Linked DNA regions of Homo sapiens: region 2 is linked to region 1. Evidence: read pairs that join two places in POLR2A ChIA-PET (ENCODE). Cell type or tissue: K562. All regions are shown on one strand. Each heading gives the region's core, and the rest is flanking DNA. Links, peaks and the distances in the headings are about the cores only.

Region 1 (11,937 bases), core at 3,716-6,215:
GGTGTGATGGCACACGCCTATAGTCCCAGCTACTCAGGAGGCTGAGGCAGGAGAATCGCTTGAACCCAGGAAGCAGAGATTGCAGTGAGCTGAGATTACGCCATGGCACTCCAGCCTGGGCAACAAAGCACGCCTCTGTCTCAAAAAAAAAAAAAAAAACGGCCAGGCGCGGTGGCTTATGCCTGTAATCCCAGCACTTTGGGAGGCTGAGGCGGGCGGATCACCAAGTCAGGAGATCGAGACCATCCTGGCTAACACAGTGAAACCCCATCTCTACTAAAAATACAAAAAATTAGCTGGGCGTGGTAGTGGGCGCCTATTGTCCTAGCTACTTGGGAGGCTGAGGCAGGAGAATGGCGTGAACCCAGGAGGCAGAGGCTGAAGTGAGCCGAGATCGCACCACTGCACTCCAGCCTGAGCAACAGAGCGAGACGCCGTCTCAAAAAAAAAAAAAAAGAGAGAGAGGAGATGAAGTTTCACCATGTTGGCCAAGCTGGTCTTGAACTCCTGACGACGTCATGATCCGCCTGCCTCAGCCTCCCAAAGTACTGGGATTACAGGCATGAGCCACCACGCCCGGCCTTGTTTATATTTTCAATGTAAACTTTAGCATCAGCTTGTTTCCTTCCAGAAAAAAGGCTCTTGGTGTTTTTATTTGGATCATGTTAAATTTGTAAACTAAGAAGAACTGGCGTTTTGTGATGTTGAGTCTCCCTATCCGAGGACTTGCCATGTCTTTCCAGTTTCATGTCCTTTGGGAACATTTTCCTTATGGAGATTTTGCATGTTTCTTGTGACATTTGTTCCCAGATATTTTATCATCTTTGTTGATATTTTAAAGCAGACCTTATCTTCTTCCATCTTTTTTTTTTTTTTTGAGATAAGGTCTTGCTCTGTCACCCAGGCTGGAGTGCAGTGGTGTGATCATGGCTCACTGAAACCTCCACCTCCTGGGCTCAAGTGATCCTTCCACCTCAGCCTTCCATGTAGCTAGGACTACAGACATGTGCCACTGCACCCAGCTAATTTATTTATTTTTGTTTTTAAATTTATATCTATCTATTTATTTATTTATTGAGTCATGGTCTCATTTTGTTACCCAGGCTAGAGTACAGTGGTGTGAACACAGCTCATCCCAGCCTCGACCCTCTGGGTTCAAGCAATCCTCCTACCTCAGCCTCCTGAGTAGCTGGGACTATAGGCAAGTACCACCATGCCCACCTAATTTTTGTACTTTTTGTAGAGATGGGGTTTCGCCATGTTGCCCAGGCTGGTCTTGAATTCCTGAGCTCAAGTGATCTGCCCACCTCAGCCTCCCAAAGTGCTGGGATTACAGGCAGGAGCCACTATGCCCGGCCTCCCATTTTCTAGCTAGCTGTCATTTGTCTATGGGAAGGTATTGATTTCTCTGTACAAATGTTGATCTCACTTCCCTACTGAATTACTTGTCTGTGTGCAGTGGTTTGGCATTTGATCTCATACAGACAAAATTGTGTCTTTTTTTTTTCTTTTTTTAGAGACAGGGTCTTGCTATGTTGGCCAGGTTCATCTTGAACTCTTGGCCTCAAGCAATTCTCCTGCCTCAGCCTCCCAAAGTGCTAGGACTACAGGTGAAAGCCCCCACACCTGGCCTCAAGAAATCATGTCTAAATGGCACATTTAAACCGATGGCCAGGTGAGCTCCAAGGCTCTTCCACTGCCTGCTCTGCTTGTCCTGAGACCACTAGTGAAGACGAAAGTTCATTAAAGGAGCAAATAGGCCAGGCGCAGTGGCTCACACCAGTAATCCCAGCACTTTGGGAGGCTGAGGCAGGTGTATCACTTAAGATCTGGAGTTCAAGACCAGCCTGGCCAACATGTAGAAACTTCATCCCCACTAGAAATACAAAAAATTAGCTGGGTGTGGTGGCAGGCACCTGTAGTCCCAGCTACTCAGGAGGCTGAGACTGGAGAATTGCTTGAACCCAGGAGGCGGAGGTTGCAGTGAGCCGAGATCGCACCACTGCACTCCAGCCTGGGTGACACCGTGAGACTCCGTCTCAAAAAAACAAATAAAAACTATTTTGTTGTGAGTAAGGAATATAAGTTGTTTTTCAAATGCCTTCTGACCATAAGGCTGCTCTTCCAAACACTTTTGCAGCCTGAGAAAAGTAATCCATGGGAAGAAGACCTCTCCCCCTCAGCTGTAGAACTCAAAGTGCAGATGGGTGAGGAGCATGATCTCAAAACACAGGGCAGCCAGGCCAGCACCGTGGGAGGCCGAGGCGGGGAGATGACTTGAGGTCATGAGTTTGAGACTAGCCTGGCCAACATGGTGAAACCCCATCTCTACTAAAAATACAAAAATTAGCCAGGCGTGGTGGCAGGCGCCTGTAATCCCAGCTACTTGGGAGGCTGAGGTGGGAGTATCGCTTGAGCCTGGGAGGCAGAGGTTGCAGTGAGCCAACATCATGCCACTGCACTCCAGCCTGGGCGACAGAGACCGTGTCAAAAAAAAAAAAAAAAAAAAAAAAAAAGCATATAGCACCTCTCCCTTCGCTCTCTTTCTCCTGCTCTGGCAGTGTAAGATGTCCCTTCCCCATCACCTTCCACCATGATTGTAAGTTTCCTGAGGCCTCCCCAGCCATGTTTCCTGTACATCCTGCAGAACCATGAGCCAATTAAACCTCTTTCCTTTATAAACTACCAAGTCTCAGGTATTTTATAGCAGGGAGAACAAACTGATAACACCATTGCATTGTGGGGTTAGGGCCTCAAAGTATGAATTTGGCAGTGGGGGAGGTGCACAAAAAATCCCACAGAACTGGGTTCTTGGTCCTAGCTCCAGATCCTGCTGGTTATGTGACCTTGGGCGAGGTGGCTGATGCCTCTGAGCTTGTTTCCTCAGCAGTATGATGGAATGTGATGTTGGCCTCCTAGGGTTTTTGGGAGACATGGCTAATGTATATAATATCCAGCCTGGACAGGCACGGTGGCTCACACCTGTAATCCCAGGACTTTAGGAGGCTGAGGCAGGTTGATCACTTGAGGTCAGGAGTTTGAGACCAGCCTGACCAACATGGTGAAACCCCATCTCTACTAAAAGTACAAAAAATTAGCCAGGCCTGGTGGCCCATGCTTGTAATCCCAGCTACTCAGGAGGCTGAGGCAGCAGAATCGCTTGAATCCAGGAGGCGGAGGTTGCAGTGACCCGAATCGCATCATTGCACTCCAGCCTGGGCGACAAGAGCGAAACTCCATCTGGAAAAATAAAATAAAATAAAATATCCAGCCTAATGCCAGAGGAATCATATACTTCCTCAATAGATGTTTCTCTTCATCTATCCATCTGGGCAGACATGTTTTCTGCCACCTTCCCCCCTCTTCTTCCATAGTAGGAAAATGCCCAATTATTATTATTATTGACAAGGTCTCACTCTTTCATCCAGGCTGGAGTGCAGTGGCACAATCTTGGCTCACTGCAACCTCCGCCTCCCGGGTTCAAGCAATTCTCTTGCCTCAGCCTCCCAGGTAGCTGGGATTACAGGCACCCACCGCCACGCCCAGCCAATTTTTGTATTTTTAGTAGAGACGGGGTTTCACCGTATTGGCCAAGGTAGTCTTGAACTCCTGACCTTAAGTGATCCACCCACCTCGGCCTCCCAAAGTGCTGGGATTACAGGTGTGAGCCACCATGCCCAGCCAGAGAATACCCAATTTTTAGCTTGCATATGACTACCCAGAGTAAAGACCACCTGTCCCAGCTACTGACATTTAGGTGCAGCCATGTGACTCAGCTCTGGCCAATAGGATTCAAGTAAAATTTTCATATGACGGCCCCAGATAACCTTCCTGGAACCCCTTTCTCTTGCAATCATGTCTCCATCCTGTTGCTTCACTACCCATGTGATGTCTGGAGCTCTGGCTGCTGACACTGATGGCCACACCCTAGGGCAGCGGTCCCCAACCTTTTTGTCACCGGTTGCATGGAAAACAATTTCCCACGGTGGAGGGGGAACGGTTTTGGGATGAAACTGTTCCACCTCAGATCATCAGGTATTAGATTCTCATAAGGAGCGTGGAACCTAGATCCCTCGCGTACGCAGTTCACGTAGGGTTCGTGCTCCTGTGAGAATCTAGTGCCGCCGCTGATCTGACAGGAGGCGGTAATGCTTGCTCGCCCGCCATCATCTCCTGCTGTGGGGCCCAGCTCCTTACAGGCCACAGACCCGTACTGGGTTGGGTCCTTCTGCCCTAAGGGTTGTGGCATGGTGGGCTGGAAGGGGCCAGTGCTCTGCTCCTGGGAAGTTGATGGAGACAGTGGCTGAACCAGCCCTGGTGAGCTTACTGTGGACTTTGATGAATTCAAGCCACTATTGTGGGGCTCTGTCACTTTCAGGGCAGCTGAATCTAGTCCTGATACCCCATCATTCATGTCTGCCTACCAAGCAGCCAATCCCCACAGTCCCTGACATCTCCAGAATCCCCACCGCAAAGGGGAGCAAAGAAAAGACGTCTGTGGACATTTCCCATCTTTCTCTACTCAACCCTGCTACGTACGTAGTTCTCCACTCCCACGATTCCCTGTCTATAAATACTTTCATGGGGTGGAGGCAGATGAGGATGTGGAAGGGGGAAATCACTTCACTCTGAGCCATGCTGGGTGGTGTGTCATCTCCATCCCTGCACTCTAGTGTCTACTGAGCCGTCGAACACAGGCCCAGGTGCTGGAGACAGAGATGCATAAGAAAGTTACCAAACACCAGCCCTCAGGAAGCCGGAGATACCGTGGCAGATACTGAGCAGTAATCCATCCCAGAAGGCAGCGGGGCAAGGAGAGCAGAGGGGAGGCCGACTTGGATGGGGTCAGGAGAGACTTCAGAGAGACGGTGACTCCAGAACTGAGGCGTGGGGAAAGGAGGGAAAAAGGCTCATGCAGAAGCATGTGAGCATCCACCAAAGAAAAAACATCGAGTGTCAGCGGGGATGGCGAGAAACTGGAACCGCAGACCTCGCTGGTGGGAATGTATTAATAAGATGGTGCTGGCCAGGTGCAGTGGTTCACACCTGTAATCCCAGCACTTGGGGAGGCCGAGGCGGGTGGATCACTTGAGGTCAGGAGTTCGAGACTGGCCTGGCCAACAGGGTGAAACCCTGTCTCTACCAAAAATCTGAAAATTAGCTTCATGTGGTGGCGGGTGCCTGTAATCCCTCCCCACCCTCGGGAGGCAGGGGCAGGAGAATTGCTTGAAGCTGGGAGGCGGAGGTTGCAGCGAGCCAAGATGGTACCACTGCACTCCAGCCTGGGCAACAAGAGCAAAACTCTGTCTCAAAAAAAAAAAAAAAAAAAGCTCTGGAATTGGATAGCGGTGATGATTGCACAATATACTAAACAAACCCCACGAAGCTGTATATTTTTAAACATACAGTTTTTTGATGTTTTTTAATGTTATGTGAATTATATCTTAATACAAATAAGCTTTAAAAATCATTATGAGCCAGGTGCAGTGGCTCATGCCTGTAATCCAAGCAGTTTGGAAGGCTGAGACGGGAGGATTGCTTGATCCCAGGAGTTGGAGACCAACCTGGACAACATAGGAAAACCTCATCTCTACAAATAATAAAATAAAAATTAGCCAGGCATGGTGGTACACACCTGTGGTCCCAGTTATTCAGGAAGCTGAGGTGGGAGAATTGCATGAGTCTGGGCCGTCAAGGCTGCAATAAATCGTGATCATGCCACTGCACTGCCACTGGGCAACAGAGGAGGATCTCATCTCAAAAAAGAAAAAAAAGATTGTGATACAACCAACAAAAGTTATACTTTATGAAAAACTTAAAAAACATGGAAAACATCATCATAGTACAATGTTAAATGAAAGCGCATAATCTTACATGTACAGTAGGATTATAATTGTGTTAAAAACAAAAACACATCACTTAAATACAGGAAAAGCCCAGTGGAAAGAAATGTATCAATACTGGGACAGGAGAAAATCTGTTTCTGTCTTGGGAGTAATGACATGACCACCCTGCCTGATTTGCTATGGATTTGAGGAGGCTTTAGGCCCATTTTCTCATAGCCTGCTTCTTAGATTTGGAGCTCCCAAAAGTAGTCAACTTTTTTTTTTTTTTTTTTTTTCAGATGGAGTCTCACTCTGTCATCCAGGCTGGAGTGCAGCGGTGCGATCTCAGCTCACTGCAAGCTCCACCTCCCGGGTTCACACCATTCTCCTGCCTCAGCCTCCCAAGTAGCTGGGACTACAGGTGCCCTCCACCACGCCCAGCTAATTTTTTGTATTTTTAGTAGAGACGGGGTTTCACCATGTTAGCCAGGATGGTCTTGATCTCCTGACCTCATGATCCTCCTGCCTCGGCCTCCCAAAGTGCCGGGATTACAGGCGTGAGCCACCTCGCCCGGCCCATTTTTTGTTTTTGAGACGGGGTCCTGCACTCCCAGGCTGGAGTGCAGTGGCATGATTTTGGCTCACTGTAGCCTTGACCTCCCAGGCTCAAGAGAACCTTCCACCTCAGCCTCCCAAGGAGCTAGGACTACAGGCGCGTGCCACACATCCAGCGGTTTTTTTTTTTTTTTTTTTTTGGTAGAAACAAAGTCTCACTATTGTTGCCCAGGCTGGTCTTGAACTCCTGGGCTCAAGTAATCCTCCTGCCTCAGCCTTCCAAAGTGCTGGGAGAGGTAGTCATCCTTGAGTCAGGAACCGTAAATTGTCACGGAAGAAGACGTGGTCTGTGGCTAGGCGCGGTGGTTCACGCCTGGAATCCCAGCACTTTGGGAGGCCGAGGAAGGCAGATCACCTGAGGTTAGGAGTTCGAGACCAGCCTTGCCAACATGGTGAAACTCTGTCTCTACTAATAATAAAAAATTAGCTGGGTGTGGTGGCGCGTGCCTGTAATCCCAGCTACTCAGGAGGCTGAGGCAGGAGAACTGCTGAAACTTTGGAGACAGAGGTTGCAGTGAGCCAAAACCGCTGCCACTACATTCCAGCCTGGGCTACAGAGCGAGACTCTGTCTCAAAAAATAAAAAATAAAAGAAGACATGGTTTGCGGTGGATGTGGGACATGTCAACCCTTCCACACACAGACACCTCTACCTTCACGACAGGGCTGCACTCTGTTCTCTGTGTGCATTTGATGGCAGGCAGGGTGAAGATGGGCTTCCCACAGACACAGCAAAAATTCCTTTTATTTTATTTTTTGAGACAGATTTTCGCTCTTGTTGCCCAGGCTCGAGTGCAGTGGCGTGATCTTGGCTCACTGCAACCTCTGCCTCCCAGGTTCAAGCGATTCTCCTGCCTCAGCCTCCCGAGTAGCTGGGATTATAGGCACCTTCCACCACGCCTGGCTAATTTTTGTTGTATATTTAGTAGAGAAGGGGTTTCACCATGTTGGCCAGGCTGGTCTTGAACTCCTGACCTCAGTTGATCCACCCACCTCGGCCTCCCAAAGTGCTGGGATTACAGGAGTGAGCCACCGCGCCCAGCCAGAAAATTCTTTCTCACAGAAGCTCAGAAACAGGTGATGAGTGAGGAGGCGTGGTCACCCACAACAGTTGATGATCTGGTCAAAGAGAACCAAATGCCGAAAACCACAAAGCTGGAAGCCTTGAGACCCTCCAGCAAACTTGGGAACCCTTCTTCTCTGGCCTGGTATTGACATTTCCTGTAGCCTCTTTTTGGAATTTCCTGTAGCGAAACAACGGAGTTTCGCTCCTGTTGCCTAGGCTGGAGTGCAATGGCGCGATCTCAGCTCACAGCAACCTCCGCCTCCCGGATTCAAGCCATTCTCCTGCCTCAGCCTCCAGAGTAGCTGGGATTACAGGCAGGTGCCACCACGCCCAGATAATTTTTATAGTTTTAGTAGAGACGGGGTTTCACCATGTTGGCAAGGCTGGTTTCAAACTCCTAACCTCAAGTGATCTGCCTGCCTCGGCCTCCCAAAGTGCTGGGATTACAGGCATGAGCCACCTCACCCAGCTAGTTTTTTATTATTAGTAGAGACAGGGTTTCACCACGTTGGCCAGGCTGGTCTCAAACTCCTGACGTCAGATGATCCGCCCGCCTCGACCTCCTGAAGTGCCGGCATTACAGACGTGAGCCACCGCACCCGGCGCCCTGTAGCCTCTTGATGTTTGACTCCCCTGAGAAGAGCAACAGAAGAAAGTCAAAATGGGTAAGAAATCAGCTATTGAAAGTTACTGGACAGTGAATCCTCTCTTTCTTTCTTTCTTTTTTTTTTTTATTTTAGTTTACTGGTGTTTGAGTCATTTGCTGAGTAAATCTGAAAGAACAAAGAAAAAAAGGAACTGTTGCCAAGGTGCCCCTATCTTTGGGGCTTGCAGCCTATCAGAACTTCCTCCAGAATCCTCCATCAGTGGTTGGCTTCTCATTATTTCCTCAGCCCTTTAGCTCTATTAAGTTTTAAAAAATAAAATGAAGGCCGGCCATAGTGGCTCATGCCTGTAATCTCAGCACTTTGGAAGGCCAAGGTGGGTGGATTGCTTGAGGTCAGGAGTTCAAGACCAGCCTGGGCACACCCCGTCTCATTTAAAAATAAAATAAAATAAAATAAAATGATGGAGATTTATATCCATGCAAAAACCTGCACATGAAGGCTTATGGCAACTTTATTCATAAATGCTAAAGCTTGGAAGCAACTAAGATGTCCTGTTTTTTTGGGTTTTTTGAGACGGAGTCTCGCACTGTCACCTGTGCTGGAGTACAATGGCATGATCTCAGCTCACTGCAACCTCCGCCTCCCAGGTTCAATCAATTCTCCTGCCTTAGCCTCCTAAGTAGCTGGGATTACAGGCGCCTACCACCACGTCCAGCTAATTTTTTGTATTTTTAGTAGAGACGGGGGTTTCACTATGTTGGCCAGGCTGGTCTCGAACTCCTAACCTCGTGATCTGCCCACCTCGGCCTCCCAAAGTGCTGGGATTACAGGCATGAGCCACTGTGCCCAGCTAAGACATCCTTTAATAGGTGAATGGATAAGCAAACTGTGTGCTGGAACCGCACAATGAAATGTTATTCCACACCAAAAAGAAACACACTATCAGGCCAGGAGAAATTGTGGAAAAACCTTAGCTGCATATTGCTGAGTGAAAGAAAGCCTGATCCAAGAGGGCAAGAATTCTGATTGATTCACTGCTGAATCTCCAACATCTAAAACAGTGTCTGGCCAAAACAGGCCCTCAATATTTGATGAGTTGTTGTTTTTTTTAAGTCCAGGCATATGGTGGCTCAAACCCTTGATCCCAGCACTTTGGGAGGCTGAAGCGAGGTGATTGCTTAAGGCCAGGAGCTCGAGACCAGCCTGGACAACATAGTGAGACTCCATCTCCATTAAAAAAAAAAAAAAAAAAAAAAAAGGCCGGGCACAGTGGCTCACGCCTGTAATCCCAGCACTTTGGGAGGCTGAGGCAGGTGGATCACGAGGTCAAGAGATCGAGACCATCATGGCTAACACGGTGAAACCCCGTCTCTACTAAAAATACAAAAAATTAGCTGGGCGTGGTGGCAGGTGCCCGTAGTCGCAGCTACTCGGGAGGCTGAGGCAGAATGGCTTGAGCCCGGGAGGCAGAGCTTGCAGTGAGCCGAGATTGCGCCACTGCACTCCAGCCTGGGCAACAGAGCGAGGCTCCGTCTCAAAAAAAAAAAAAAATGCAGATTATATTTTAGAACTGTGGAGGTGCAGAGGCAGCAAGGCTTGACCTACCCTGTAGTCCAACTCCATCTGAACAGATGAAGGAACTGCAGCCCAGAGAAGGAAAGTTACTTGCCAGAGACACACAGCAAGTTGCCTTCTGACTTTCAGGCCTCTTACAGAGAGCTGACCAACTCAGTTAGATGTTAAGAGACTCATTTGCCTCAGAAGCATCAGCTCAAGCAGCTGCTAAATACCAACTCTATTTGGTCAAGGCCAAGGAGATATTTACTCCTTCTTAGGAGGCGGGGGAAGTCCAAAGGAGCTTTTTATAGGCCTCTTTAGGGTAAGTGTTGGTGAAGTCACAGAAGGATTCACTTCCCCAAGCTGACGGGAACCGTTACTTTCTGGTTTCTCTTTTCAGATTTACTAAACATATTTAACTTAAAATGAAATGGCCAAATTTGAAATATATAAAAACTACAATCCGGGTCAGCCCAGGAAAACTAGCATCTACCTCCAGTCTCATCTCATCCCAGCCACCAATTTGCCACCTGACCTTGAGGGACTGCAGGCACATCTCCTAGTCCTTCTGGGCCCCGGCCAGATGAAATGACCTCCATGAATCTTTCCAGTTCTGACCATCTGTGGTGCCCTGGGTCTAAGTCACCCTACAATTAGCCTGTAGTCAAAGGTCCTTCCTGGCTTATCTGCTGATTGGCCTTTGAAGAGGCCCATTCTAAAATGTGGGTTTGCTCTAGTTCAGGAAAACAAAGTAGGGCCAAAGATCTCCTTAGCCAAAGAGATGATCTGGAAAGAGGTTAGCAATCAGTTCACAAACTGACCTGGACAACAGAGATAAAACATGAGGGCTGCACTTGCATGGGGAAATAAGGCAATCCCTAAGCAAGGAGACAGAGGGAGTGAGGGAGGACAGTGCAGCCCGGAAGACCACAGTGAGGGACGCTTTCGACTAGAACAGGAAGTCAAATTTCTTTTTTAGGTTCTGCCCATTATGGGCCAACTTAACATCTTTATTTTTATTTATTTATTTATTTTTGTTTATTTTTGAGATGGAGTCTTGCTGTGTTGTCCAGGCTGGAGTGGAGTGATCTCGGCTCACTGCAACCTCCTCCTCCCAGGTTCAAGTGATTCTCCTGCCTCAGCCTCCTGAGTAGCTGGGATTACAGGTGCCCACCACCACGCCCAGATAATTTTTGTATTTTTAGTAGAGACGGGGTTTCACCATGTTGGCCAGGCTGGTCTCGAACTCCTCACTTCAAGTGATCCACCTGTCTCGGCCTCGCAAAGTGCTGGGATTACAGGCATGAGTCACTGCACCAAGCCCACCTTAACATCTTTTTTTTTTTTGAGATGGAGTCTCACTCTTGCCACCCAGGCTGGAGTGCAGTAGTGTGATCTCAGCTCACTGCAACCTCCGCCTCCTGGGTTCAAGTGATTCTCCTGCTTCAGCCTCCTGAGTAGCTGGGATAACAGACACCTGCCACCATGCCCAGCTAATTTTTGTACTTTTAGTAGAGACGGGGTTTCACCATGTTGGCCAGGTTGGTCTTGAACTTCTGACCTTAGGTGACCCATTCACCTCGGCCTCCCAAAGTGCTGGTATTACAGGCGTGAGCCATCGTGCCCGGCAACACCTTTAACTATCTTTTTCCTGTGTGGACAATGCTTATCATTACTTGCATTGAGTGAAAAAAGAAAAAAGGTCATCATTTTGTGTACACATGAACTGATTTTCAACAAACATGAACAGAGCAGTTTAGTGGAGAAAGAATAGACTTTTCAACAAAAACAGAGTTCCATGTACTAGAACAATTAAATATCCAAGTACAAGAAAAAAACCTTCAATATCTCATACCAAACAAAAAATAACTAAAAATGGATCAGAGACCTAGATGTAAAACCTAAAACTATAAAATTTCTATTAGAAAACATAGGAGAAAATCTTTATAACCTTTGACTAGGCAAAGATTTCTTTGGTAAAGGCCAGGCATGGTGGCTTACACCTGTAATCCCAGGACTTTGGGAGGCCCAGGAGTTTAAGACCAGCCTGAGCAGCATAGGGAGATCCTATGCTGTCTCTACCAAAAATTAAGGCCAGGCACGGTGGCTCATGCCTGTAATCCTAGCACTTTGGGAGGCTGAAGCAGGCAAATCACTTGAGGTCAGGGGTTTCACAATGTTGGCCAGGCTGGTCTCAAACTCCTGACCTCAAGATGACCAACCCAGCTTGGCCTCCCAAAGTGCTGGTACAGGTGTGGGCCACCGCA
Region 2 (11,937 bases), core at 4,206-6,705, 320 kb after region 1:
GCGCAGCTCAGGGCCGGTGCGCGCGGCCCGGGACAATGCGGCTGAGGCGGGCCGGGCCTCCAGCGTCGGGAACTCGGGCTACAGAGCCCGCGCCGCGCCCCCTCGCCATCAACCGCTCGCCGGGAGCCCACGCGGGGCCTGGCGCTTTGCCAGGGTCCGGCCCGGCCGGGGTCCCGCAGAGCCGGGGGCACCGGGCTGCGGCGACACAAAGGGTGGAGTGGCAGGGACGGCGGGTGGGACAGTGGCAAGGAGGATCCGGGCCCGCAGGCGGGTCTGGGGCGCTAGGAGCGCGCGGGTGCCGTGGCGGGCGCCCCCTGCCCGGCTCGGGTCCGCGCTGCTCCTGGCCCGCCCGGCGACAACCGGAGCCGCCGCTGCATCTTGGCGGAGCCCGCCTGCAGCTTGCGGAGCTCGGCTCCGCGGGGTGGGGCCTGCCGCCGCCGACCAATCAGGAGATGTATGCAAAGCTGGAGGCGGGGCCGAGGGCGGGACCCTCCTGGTGTCTTGGTCTGGGAATTGCTTGATCAACCCTTTCGTCCTACTTCCCCCTACGACCTATTCAGTTTATGTCTCATGTCTAAAATTATGCTATTTTAGAAGTTGTCGTCTCTCCTAGATCTCCTGGAAGCAAGAATATTGTTTCTCTTTCACAGCTGGCTACTCACTTCCTAGAACAGGCTGCTCACCAGTCGGGCGCGATGCCTGACTCCTGTAATTCCAGCACCTTGGGAGGCCAAGGCGGGCAGATCGCCTGAGGTCAGGGGTTTCGAGACCAGCCTGGCCAACATGGCGAAACCCCGTCTCCATTAAAAATACAAAAATTAGCTGGGCATGGTGGCGCATGCCTACTCGGGAGGCTGAGGCAGGAGAATCGCTTGAACCCTGGAGGCAGAGGTTGCAGTGAGCCAAGATAGCGCCACTGCACTCCAGCCTGGGCGACAGAGGGAGACTCTGCCTCAAAAAACAAACAAACAAAAAACAAACAACATGCTGGTCATTGATACCTTCCATCGACATTCTTTGAATGAATGAATACTAATTTACAGTTGCCTTTGGGAACTGCGTGTTTAAGTGCTTGTGGCTAGAAACCACAGGCTGAAAGTGGCAAAGTTTGAGGGTGTGTTACCTGCATTCAAGGTTCTGTTTTCCTTTCCTTGGGACCCATATCCTATATCCAATTATACCCATTAAAACTATACACACTTGCATCTGTCCAAGCATTCTTTCCTTAGAAGAGTGTTCGGACTCAAGCATTCACGTAACTCATTTTTATTGGGACCCTAATGTGCTGGTGCCGTTGAGAATCTCTGAATAATGTTGTGATATACCCAACGAATGACTTGTATCCAGAATACAGAAAGAACATCTGCATAGTCATAAGAAAAAGGCACGCAACCCAGTAGAAAAGTGGGTAAAAGATTTGACCAGGTAATTCACAAAAAAGGATACACAAATAACTGAATAAATATGCAACAAGGTACTGAACTTCTTTAGCCATCAGAAAAATGCAAATGAAAACCACAATGAGGTATCACTACCCAATCACCAGAGTGGCTTTAGGGAAAAAAAAAAAAAAAAAAAAGGCCAGGCGTGGTGGTTCATGCCTATAATCCCAGAACTCTGGGGAGGCCGAGGTTGGGAGGATCACTTGAGCCTGGAGTTCAAGAGCAGCCTGGGCAACATAGCAAGATCCTATTTCTATAAAAAAATTTAAAAATAAAAATTAGGTGGGCATAATGACACACGGCTGTAGTCCCAGATACTTTGGGAGGCTGAGGTGGGAGAATTGCTTGAGTCTAGGAGGTTGAGGCTGTAGGGAGCTGTGGTCATGCCACTGCACTCCAGCCTGGGTGACAGAGCAAGATCCTGTCTCAAAAAAAAAAAAAAAAAAAAAAAAAAAAAGACAAAAAATACCTAGTATTGGCAAGAATGTTGAGCAACTGGAACTCTCTCACCCTGCTGGAGGGAATACATAGGACGACAACCACTTTAGAAAACTGCCCGGGCGTGGTGGCTCATGCCTGTAATTCCCAACGCTTTGGAAGGCCAAGGAGGGTGGATCGCTTGAGGTCAGGAGTTCAAGACCAGCCTGGGAAACATGGTGAAACCCTGTCTCTACTAAAAATACAAAATTAGCTGGGCATGGTGGCACATGCCTGTAGTCCTAGCTACTTGGGAGGCTGAGGCAGGAGAATTGCTTGAACCTGGGAGGCGGAAGTTGCAGTGAGCTGAGATTGCGCCACTGCACCCAGCCTGGGCGATAGAGCAAGACTGCGTCTTGGAAAAAAAAAAAAAAAAGACTGCTTGATAACCATGAAAGCTGAATAACGTAAGCTGTTGTAGGTTGTGTTCCCAGGCAGCTGATCCTGAGATGGAGATTAGCATGCAGGAAGTTGATTAGGGATATCAATCATATTGGATTAGAGGGAGAAAAAAGAAAGAAAGTTGACTAGGGAGTGCTCTCATGATCAACACCTGCAGGAAAGGGAGGGAAGCAGGGTTGGTGGGGGAGAAGCTGGGTTGGTATGTAGCCTCTGCAAAAGCCTCCTCTGATCCCTGAAGAACTTTGAATCCAGGGTGACCCTTCAAAGCTATTCCAGGTATCATTGGGGGAGGGGGCCTTTATATCCCCCACCCTTACATATCAACCAGTCATTGAATGACACAGGTCGTTCCTAGGAGGCATGTGTGACCTTGGCCAAATAAGTTCTTTTCAGCTGAGACTAGTTTGCACAGAGCCCTGGCAGCTGGGACTGCCAGCCAGGGGTCCTCCCAGCAGCTAAGGGAATAGGTCCTTTCGTTCTGAAAGAGTTGGGGATACATCACAGCAGCCACTATACATGCATACCCTATAACCCAGAAATTCTATTCCTATATATGTGCAAGAGAAATATGCACATACCTTATCCCAAAGACATGTACAAGAAAGTTCATAGCCACAGTATTCATAAGCGCCCACACTGGAAACAACACAAATGTCCATCAACAGTTGACGAAGAATATGTGGCATGTTCATGTAATGGAATGTTATATAGTACAAATACAATGATCTACTGTCATGGGCTTGGGCTAAAAAAAAAAAGTTGAGTGAAAGATGCCAGACACAAAGAGTAAATACCTGTATTTGTCTCTTATTGCTTCTGTAACAAATGACCCCAAATTTAATGGGCTTGAAACAACACAAATTTATTATTTTATAATTCTGTAGAAGTCTGACAAGGATCACTGGCTAAAGTCAAAGCATTGGTAGAAGCTGTGTTCCTTCTGGAGGTTCCAGGGGAGTATCTGTTTCCTTGTCTTTTGCACCTTCTAGAGGCCACCCCATAGTCCTTGGCTCATGGCCTCTTTGTCAATCTTCAAAGTCAGCAACAGAAGGTGGAGTCTTTTTCACATCCCATCACTCTTACCTTTTCCACCTCCCTCTTATAAAGGACTCTTCTGCTTAAACTGGGCACACTGAATAATACAGCATAATCTCCCTGTCTCAATGTCTTTAACTAAATCACATCTGCAAAGTCCCTTATGTTGGGCAAGGTAACATATTCAGAGATTCTGGGGGTTAGGATGTGGATATCTTTAGTGGTTATGATTCTATCACAGCACTGCATGATTCCATTTTATATAAAGTTCATGGCCAGGTGCAGTGGCTCACGCCTGTAATCCCAGCACTTTGGGAGGCCGAGGCAGGCAGATCACGAGGTCAGGAGATCGAGACCATTCTGGCTAACACGGTGAAACCCCGACTCTACTAAAAAAATAAAAAATAAATTAGCTGGGCGTGGTGGCAGGCACCTGTAGTCCCAGCTACTCAGGAGGCTGAGGCAGGCGAATGGCGTGAACTGGGTAGGTGGAGCTTGCAGTGAGCCGAGATTGCGCCACTGCACTCCAGTCTGGGTGACAGAGCGAGACTCTGTCTCAAAAAATAAAAATAAAAATAAAGTTCATGTGTCTGGAATCCCAGCTACTCGGAAGGGTGAGGCAAGAGGATCACTAGAGGCCATGAGTTTGAGACGAGCCTGGGCATCACAGCCACCCTCTGTCTCTATAAAATATAAATAATAATAAAGTTAAAAACTGGCAAAATGAATCAAGATAGTGTTTGGCTTTGGGAAGGCATGTGGAGAATTCTAAGTGGCTGGGAATCTTTTTCTAAAATTTTTTAAACTTATTTTTGAGATGGGATCCCAGGCTGGGGTGTAGTGTCATAATCATAGTTCACTGTAACCTCAAAGTCCTGGGCTCAAGTGATCCTCCTGCTTTAGCCTCCTAAATGGCTGGGACTGCAGGCTTGTGCCACCACACCCAGCTGATCTTTTTTCTTTTTTTTTTTTTACGATTGTGGTGAAACACACATAAGATTTACCATTTACCATTTTTGAGTGTACAGTTTAGTGGTATTCAATACATTTATAACGTACAACTATCACCACCATCCATCTCCGTAGCTATTTTCATCTTGTAAAACTGAAACTCTGTACCATTAAACACTAACTCCCATTCAGGAGAATTCTATCTCCTGAGCTGGGTGCTGGTTACACAGGTGTGTTCACTTTGTGAAAATTCACCCAACTGTACACTTAAGATGTGTGCACTATTCTGAAGATATATTATACTTTGATAAAATAGTTTATTTACTAAAGAAGAAGCCAGGCACAGTGGGTCACGCCTGTAATCCTAGCACTTTGGGAGGCCGAGGCGGGCGGATCACTTGAGCTCAGGAGTTCTAGATCAGCCTTGCCAACACGGCGAAACCCCATCTCTACCAAAAATACAAAAATTAGACAGACATGGTGGTGCACGCCTGTAATCCCACCTACTCAGGAGGCTGAGGCAGGAGAATCATTTGAACCCGGGAGGCAGAGGTTGCAGTGAGCTGAGATGGCCCCACTGCACTCCAGCCTGGGCAACAGAGTGAGACTCTGTCTCTAAAATAAAATAAAATAGCATAACATAACATAACATAACATAACATAACATAACATAACATAACATAACATAACATAAAATAAATAGAAGAAAAACACCCTATGACTGGCCTAAACTCTTCCGTGAGGAGGAAAATCAGGTCTGCCTTCAAGGAGGAAATTCTTCAGCCTCCATGAGCTACAGGTCAACAAGCCCCGGATCCATTTCCAGCCTTTTCCTGTGATGTAGTCAAGCAGGGTAGAGAGCCGACCCAGGGGTGGCAAGTACAGACCACCTGACCTGACCTTGGTAACCCAGGACCTGGCACCTCACCTGAGTGTCAGGAAACCTATTTCGTGGTGTTCCTTGCCGCGGGCATCAAAACACGGCGCTGATGGCAAAGATTCCCCGGTGGGCTCGATGTCCACCAAGCCTTGGGCACTGTGAAGCCCTGGAGTCTTGTGACCCCGGCGGCCGAGAGCACTTCCCTGCGTGCAGCCCAGGCTCCCAGAGCTCCCTAGCACCTCCAGCCCAGGTTCTGGATGGGGGAACGGGGCACAGGCAGGGGACCCCGGGAGCGCCCGGCCACCGCGCGAAGATGGCCAGGCCCTCCCAGCGAGCGCCGCTTAGGCGCGGGGCGGGGCTGAGGACGCCGATGCGACAGCCGATGGCACCGTCGCTGCTGCTCACCCCCAGCCTGCATCCCCTACCTCCGCGCGCAGCCCGGCTCGGCCCAGCCCACAGGAAGTGACGGCTCGCGGGCTGCGCTGGCGGCAGAGGGACCGCACCGCCCCCAACCGCACAGCGGCGTTGCGGGAGGCGAAGGGCGTCGACCGACCTCGCGCGCTGCACATCTCGGGTTGAGGTTAAAGGATAGGGCGACATCTGGAAACCTTCCTCGAGTCCCCACACCCCTGCAAGCGGCGCCTCCCTCCCTGTCCCCGGACATGTTCGCTCCAGCGCTGGGCGCACACTGTACTGAATGATCTCGCCCCATCTGTCCCCTCCACCAGTCTGAGGTCAGCGCCTGGCGGGGTAAGGCGCTCAGGACATTGGAGTGAGGTCATCTGCTGCCCATCCCCCTCTCCCCCATGCACCGTCTGAGTTTGTTCCAGACAATCGTGTGCTCTGAAGGGTACATTATTTCAGATTCTCAAGGTTCTTGCGGTCGGGAAATGCCTCCATATGTCTACCTCAAATCTCTGCAGTGTGAACCCTCCAGGCCTGTCATCAGTGGGGTGACCTTTAGGAGACTTGTGCTGATGATATCCAACCTTACTCCTCTGATACCTCCTGGGCTGGTTGGGAGGGTGCGATGAGTTCATACACGCCAGCGCTTAGATCAGCGCTGGGGTCTGCCGAGCACGGTCAGTGACTATTAGGGCCTTATTATCGGTTTTCACCTGGAGGAACTATTCCTTGCCCCTCACTACCCCATCTCTGGCAGGGCTCCTAAGGCAGGCTGGGGATGCCAGTGCAGGGACTTTACCTTTCTGGCTGGGGAGGCAGGTGGAGCCTGCAGTCAAGGCTCAGCCTTGGGAGAAGAGACCTGGGGAGAAGCCCCAGGTGCATTTGCCCGCTGAGGGCTGCCTGGGCTCCCCCGCCTCTAGCACAGCCGCGTCACAGCATGGAGGCTCTCTGCGTGGGACCCTTCTGCTTCCCGGCAGACTGAGAACTCCTTGAGGGCAGGGACTCTGGCTGGCACATGGCAGGTCTCCCAATGAATGAAGAAATGTTCTAAGCCATTTTTCTTGGCCTTCCTTCTTCGGCCTTCTTCCCAATGACCCCCTAACTCCACAATTCACAGCGTTCCTTATCCCTTTGCCCCAGGTCAGATCCACCTGCCCTGCCTGAAAAACTCCTAAAACTAATCAAAGATGAATCTGCCAGGCGCGGTGGCTCACGCCTGTATTCCCAACATTTGGAGAGGCCAAGGAAGGTGGATCACGAGGTCAGGAGTTCGAGATCAGCCGGGCCAACATGGTGAAATCCCATCTCTACTAAAAATACAAAAATTAGCTGGGCATGGTGGCGAGCACTTGTAATCCCACCTACCAGGGAGGTTGAGGCAGGACAATCGCTTGAACCCAGGAAGCAGAGGTTGCAGTGAGCCGAGATTGTGCCATTGCACTCCAGCCTGGGCGACAGACTCCATCTCAAAAAAAAAAAAAAAAAAAAAAAAAAAGATAAATCTGAGAAAGAGTTGGCCAAAATGTGTCATTCCTATTGACTAAAGTGGGTGATCAACTGGCTCCTCCTCCTGTAATCACCCAAGCTGGAAGCCCAGGAGTTATTGTCATTCATTTGTCCAATAAATATTTATGATGTGTTAGACATGGTGCTGAGTGCTGAGGATACAGAGAACAAAACGGACTCAGTCCTTGCTCACGGGAAGCTTGAATTTCAGTAGAAGAGACAGATGTCAAACAATTAAAAAGACAAAAATAGGCTGGACACGATGGCCCATGCCTGTAATCCCAGCACTTTGGGAGGCCGAGGCGGGCAGATCACGAGGTCAGGAGATCCAGACCATCCTGGCTAACACGGTGAAACCCCGTCTCTACTAAAAATACAAAAAAAATTAGCCGGGCATGGTGGCGGGCGCCTGTAGTCCCAGCTACTCGGGAAGCTGAGGCAGGAGAATGGTGTGAACCCGGGAGGCGGAGCTTGCAGTGAGCCGAGATGGCGCCACTGGACTCCAGCCTGGGCGACAGAGCGAGACTCTGTCTCAAAAAAAAAAAAAAAAGCAAAAATATTTACAATAGTGTTAAGAACATGGGGGACTGAAGTAACAATGGTGGAGCTGGGAAATCTCTCAGGGAAAGAGACTTTTTTTTTTTTTTTTCGAGGCAGAGTCTCACTCTGTCACCAAGGCTGGAGTGCAGTGACACGATCTTGGCTCACTGCAAGCTCCGCATCCCAGGTTCAAGTGATTCTCCTGCCTCAGCCTCCTAAGTAGCTGAATGATCTCGCCCCAACCCGAGTAGCTGGGATTACAGGCACCTGCCACCGCAACCGGCTAATTTTTGTATTTTTAGTTGAGATGGGTTTCACCATCTTGGCCAGGCTGGTCTTGAACTCCTGACCTCGTGATCCAACCCCCACCCCCCTCGGGCTCCCAAAGTGCTGGGATTACAGGCGTGGGCCACTGCGCCCGGCCGGAAAGAGACTTTTAAGATAAGACCCTGGAGGACGAAAAGGGGACAGTCACATGAGGAGTGGGAGGAGGGATGTCCCAGGCAGAAGGAACAAACTATACAAAGATCCTGGGCAGAAAGACTTAGAGTGGTTGAGAAAAATGAAGGAAGACCCACGTGGGTGGAACCCAGGGACTGAAGGGAGGAGAAGCAGGCTCAGACTTTGCGGGGCCTTGGAGGTTGCTCCTGACGCAGTGCTCAGAGGAGTCTTCATGGGGGAGTGATGTGAGCTCCATGTTCAAATTACTTGGGCTGTTCTGCAGAGAGTAGGTGGGAGAGGGGATGAGTGGAGGCTGCTACAGGTGGGAGGTTATGGGACCCTGGCAAAGGTGAGGGCGGGGGAGATGAAGGGCCGTAGGATGATACAATATATATGTTTGATGGATAACACCATAGGACTTGGTGATGAATTGGTTGGGGTTGGTGGGGGGTTGGTAGCAGGAAGAGAGGCACCAAGGGTGACATGGGCCAGGCGTGGTGGCTCATGCCTGTAATACCAGAACTTTGGGAGGCTGAGGCACGCGGCAGATCACTTGAGGTCAGTAGTTCGAGACCAGCCTGGCCAACATGGCGAAACCTCGTCTTTGCTAAAAATACAAAAATTAGCGGGGTGTGGTGGTGCACACCTGTAGTCCCAGCTATTCGGGAGGCTGAGGCAGGAGAATCACTTGAACCCAGGAGGCGGAGGTTGCAGTGAGCTGAGATCGCGCCGCTGCGCTCCAGCTTGGGTGACAAGAGCAGAACTCCATCTCAAAAAATAAATAAAAATAAAAATAAAAATAAAAATAAAATATGGTACCAAATTCTCTGACACTCTTTCCATGGAGAGGTGGGGTAGAGGTCCTCTCCCTTGGAATCTGGTGACCTTGTGACTATTTTGACCAATAGAGTGTGGTGAAAGTGACTTTCTATGTTACTTCCCTCCCAGACTGGATGCTGAACAGATATGCAACTTCCCCCTTGTTCTCTTGAACACCCTCTTTCCTTTTCTTTCTCTCTCTCTCTTTTTTTTTTTTTCTTGAGACAGGGTCTCGCTCTGTCACCCAGGCTGAGTGCAGTGGTGAGATCATAGCTCATTGCATTCTCAACCTCTCAGGCTCAAGCGATCCTCCTGCCTCAGCCTTCTGAGTAGCTGAGACTACAGGTAATTGCCACCACACCTGGCTAGTATTTTTTTCTTATTTTTTATAGAAATGGAGTCTTGTTATGTTGCCCAGGCTGGTCTCGAACTCCTGGGCTCAAGCGATCCTCCGGCCTTGGCCTTCCAAAGTGCTGGGATCACAGGTGTGAGCCACTGTGTCCACTTCCTATTTTCATATGCATCTTTTGGGTGTTCCCTCACAGAGCCCAGTGTCCTTGCTGAGAGAGGCCCAAGCCACATGGAGAGGTCACACGTTGGTGTGTCTGTCTTCAGCCCCAGCTGAACCCAGTCTTTGGGTCCTGCCAGCTCAGGCATCAGATGTATGAGTAAAGCCACCTGGTAATTTCAGCCCCCCAGCTGTTCCAAGTTAACCCCAGCACCAGCCATTCTGGTCTTCTCAGCTGAGACCGCAGACATTGTGAAGCACAGACCAGCCACCGCAGCTGAGTCCTGTCTGAATTCCTGACCCATGGAATTTGTGAACATAATAAAATGGTTATAGTTTTACACCAAGTTTGGTGGAAAGGTTGTTATGCAGCAATGGTACCTAGAACACATATGAGATAGAAAACCAAGTTCCAAGACTCCACCTTGTCAATACCACCTGCCTGCTTCCTCTCCATCTATCTGTGACTGCTTTGGTTGAGCCCTCATCAGCTCTCACCTCCCAGCTGGATTCCCCATGTTCAGGTCATTTCTCTCTCCTGCTGCAGCCAGGATGGCTTCATTAAGATCTAATGACATCTCATGACATCACTCCCCTGCTTCTCAGGCTCTTTGTTGCTCATGGAATAAGATTAATGCCTTTTATCAGGATGTATGCAGCCCTTTATGGTCTGCTCCTGGTCCACTTCAAGCGTATCTCCTGTCTCTCTACATTTCACTCAAATCAGGTGTCTGTCTTCCTCCCTCCCTCCTCTCTCTTTTTTTGATTTTTAAAAATATTATAATAGTCTGGGCGCGGTGGCTTACGCCTGTAATCCCAGCACTTTGGGAGGCCGAGGCGGGCGGATCACAAGGTCAGGAGATCGAGACCATCCTGGCTAACATGGTGAAACCCTGTTTCTACTAAAAAAAATACAAAAAATTAGCCGGGTGTGGTGGTGGGCGCCTGTAGTCCCAGCTACTCGGGAGGCTGAGGCAGAAGAATGGCATAAACTCGGGAGGCAGAGCTTGCAGTGAGCCAGGACAGCACCACTGCACTCCAGCCTGGGCGACAGAGAGAGACTCTGTCTCACACACACACAAAAAATTATAATAGAGGCCGGGGGTGGTGGCTCATGCCTATAATCCCATCTCTTTGGGAGGCCAAGGTGGGTGGATCACCTGAGGTCAGGAGTTGGAGACCAGCCTGGCCAGCAAGGTGAAACCCCATCTCTACTAAAAATACAAAAATTAGCCTGTTGTGGTGGCGCGTATCTGTAATCCCAGCTACTCAGGAGGTTGAGGCTGGAGAATCACTTGAACCTGGGAGGCAGAGGTTGCAGTGGGCCAAGATCACGCCACTGCACTCCAGCCTGGGTGACAGAGAGAGACTCTATCTCAAAATAAAAAATTAAATAAATAAATAAAATAAAAATATTATTATTTTTATATGCCCAGCTAAATTTTTGTATTTTTAGTAGAGACAGGGTTTCACCATGTTGGCCAGGCTGGTCTCAAACTTGGGACCTCAGGTGATCCACCTGCCTCAGCCTCCCAAAGTGCTGGGATTACAGGCGTGACCCACTGCTCTTGGCCTCAGTAAGTGTTTGTTGGATGATTGACGGTTGAACTCAGAAAAAGGGTGCCAGGGAGGGCCATGACAGCCATAGACCTGCGAGTCTTCCTTTTATGGTGGGCATAAAGGAGAACAGGACATGGTTTCTATATGCAGACATCACAGTGAAGAACCTACCAGGGAACCCTCAAATTGATCAGGGATACGTAATTAAAAAAATTTTTTAAAAGCTCTGTTTTATTTTGTTTTATTTAGTAAGTGTGTGTGTGTGTGTATATATATATATATATATATATATATATATATATATTTTTTTTTTTTTTTTTTTTTTTTTTTTGAGACAGAGTCTCACTCTGTCGCCCAGGCTGGAGTACAGTGGTGCGATCTCAGCTCACTGCAAGCTCCACCTCCTGGGTTCTCGCCATTCTGCTGCCTCAGCCTCCTGAGTAGCTGGGACTACAGGCGCCCACCACCATGCCCAGCTAATTTTTTTTATGTTTTATTTTTTAGTAGAGATGGGGTTTCACCATGTTAGCCAGGATGGTCTTGATCTCCTGACCTCGTGATCCGCCCGCCTCGGCCTCCCAAAGTGCTGGGATTACAGGCGTGAGCCACCGCGCCCGGCCGAGAATATTCTTTCTTCATACATCCAGACTTATTTCTTAAAATGTTTACTATAAAAGTTTTCACACACACACAAAAGTAGACAGAATGGTGGAACGAACTGTTTTTCTTTGCTGCAGTAGATTTAAAAGCAAATGCCCAGTCACTACAGATATCAATATGCATCACTGGAAAACAACTGACAGCATTTTAAAAACATAATTACTGGTGGAACTAGAGAGGATGTTAAGCTTAACTTAGAGAATGTAAATAACGGTCAGGGATGAATGGGTATTTTTCCACTTAGATATGTTAGTGGTCAAGTTCCTCAGGACAATGTTATGTTTTTTTCCATGCCGTGGTGGGGTGAATGC

The links. ChIA-PET counts read pairs that join two places held together with the same protein. Peaks named below come from ENCODE experiments on the same cell type or tissue, not always from the same donor. Only the 100,000 strongest peaks of a DNase experiment are listed, where the experiment ranks them.
Region 2: POLR2A ChIA-PET joins it to region 1 with 5 read pairs; 3 of 35 experiments call an interaction of 5 or more read pairs at or near these places.

What each region holds. Positions count from the first base shown.
Region 1 is chr17:75,293,912-75,305,848 of GRCh38, reverse strand. It overlaps LOC124904059 (a long non-coding RNA gene), which reads right to left and starts at 10,330. Exons shown (of 2, transcript XR_007065908.1): 1 at 10,206-10,330; 2 at 7,970-8,138. RefSeq lists enhancers at 4,180-4,680, 7,761-7,840, 8,011-8,270, 9,683-9,732, 9,773-9,822 and 2 more and a silencer at 11,123-11,312. In K562, for the core only: no CTCF peak of the experiment used is centred there; no DNase peak of the experiment used is centred there.
Region 2 is chr17:74,976,075-74,988,011 of GRCh38, reverse strand. It overlaps LOC124904058 (a long non-coding RNA gene), which reads right to left and starts at 5,618. Exons shown (of 2, transcript XR_007065906.1): 1 at 5,236-5,618; 2 at 3,163-3,745. It overlaps CDR2L (cerebellar degeneration related protein 2 like), which reads right to left and starts at 380. Exons shown (of 5, transcript NM_014603.3): 1 at 1-380. RefSeq lists silencers at 285-374, 395-474, 5,399-5,448 and enhancers at 41-542, 5,061-6,010. In K562, for the core only: a CTCF peak has its summit at 5,710; DNase peaks (open chromatin) are centred at 5,631 and 5,921; H3K4me3 peaks cover 1,478 bases.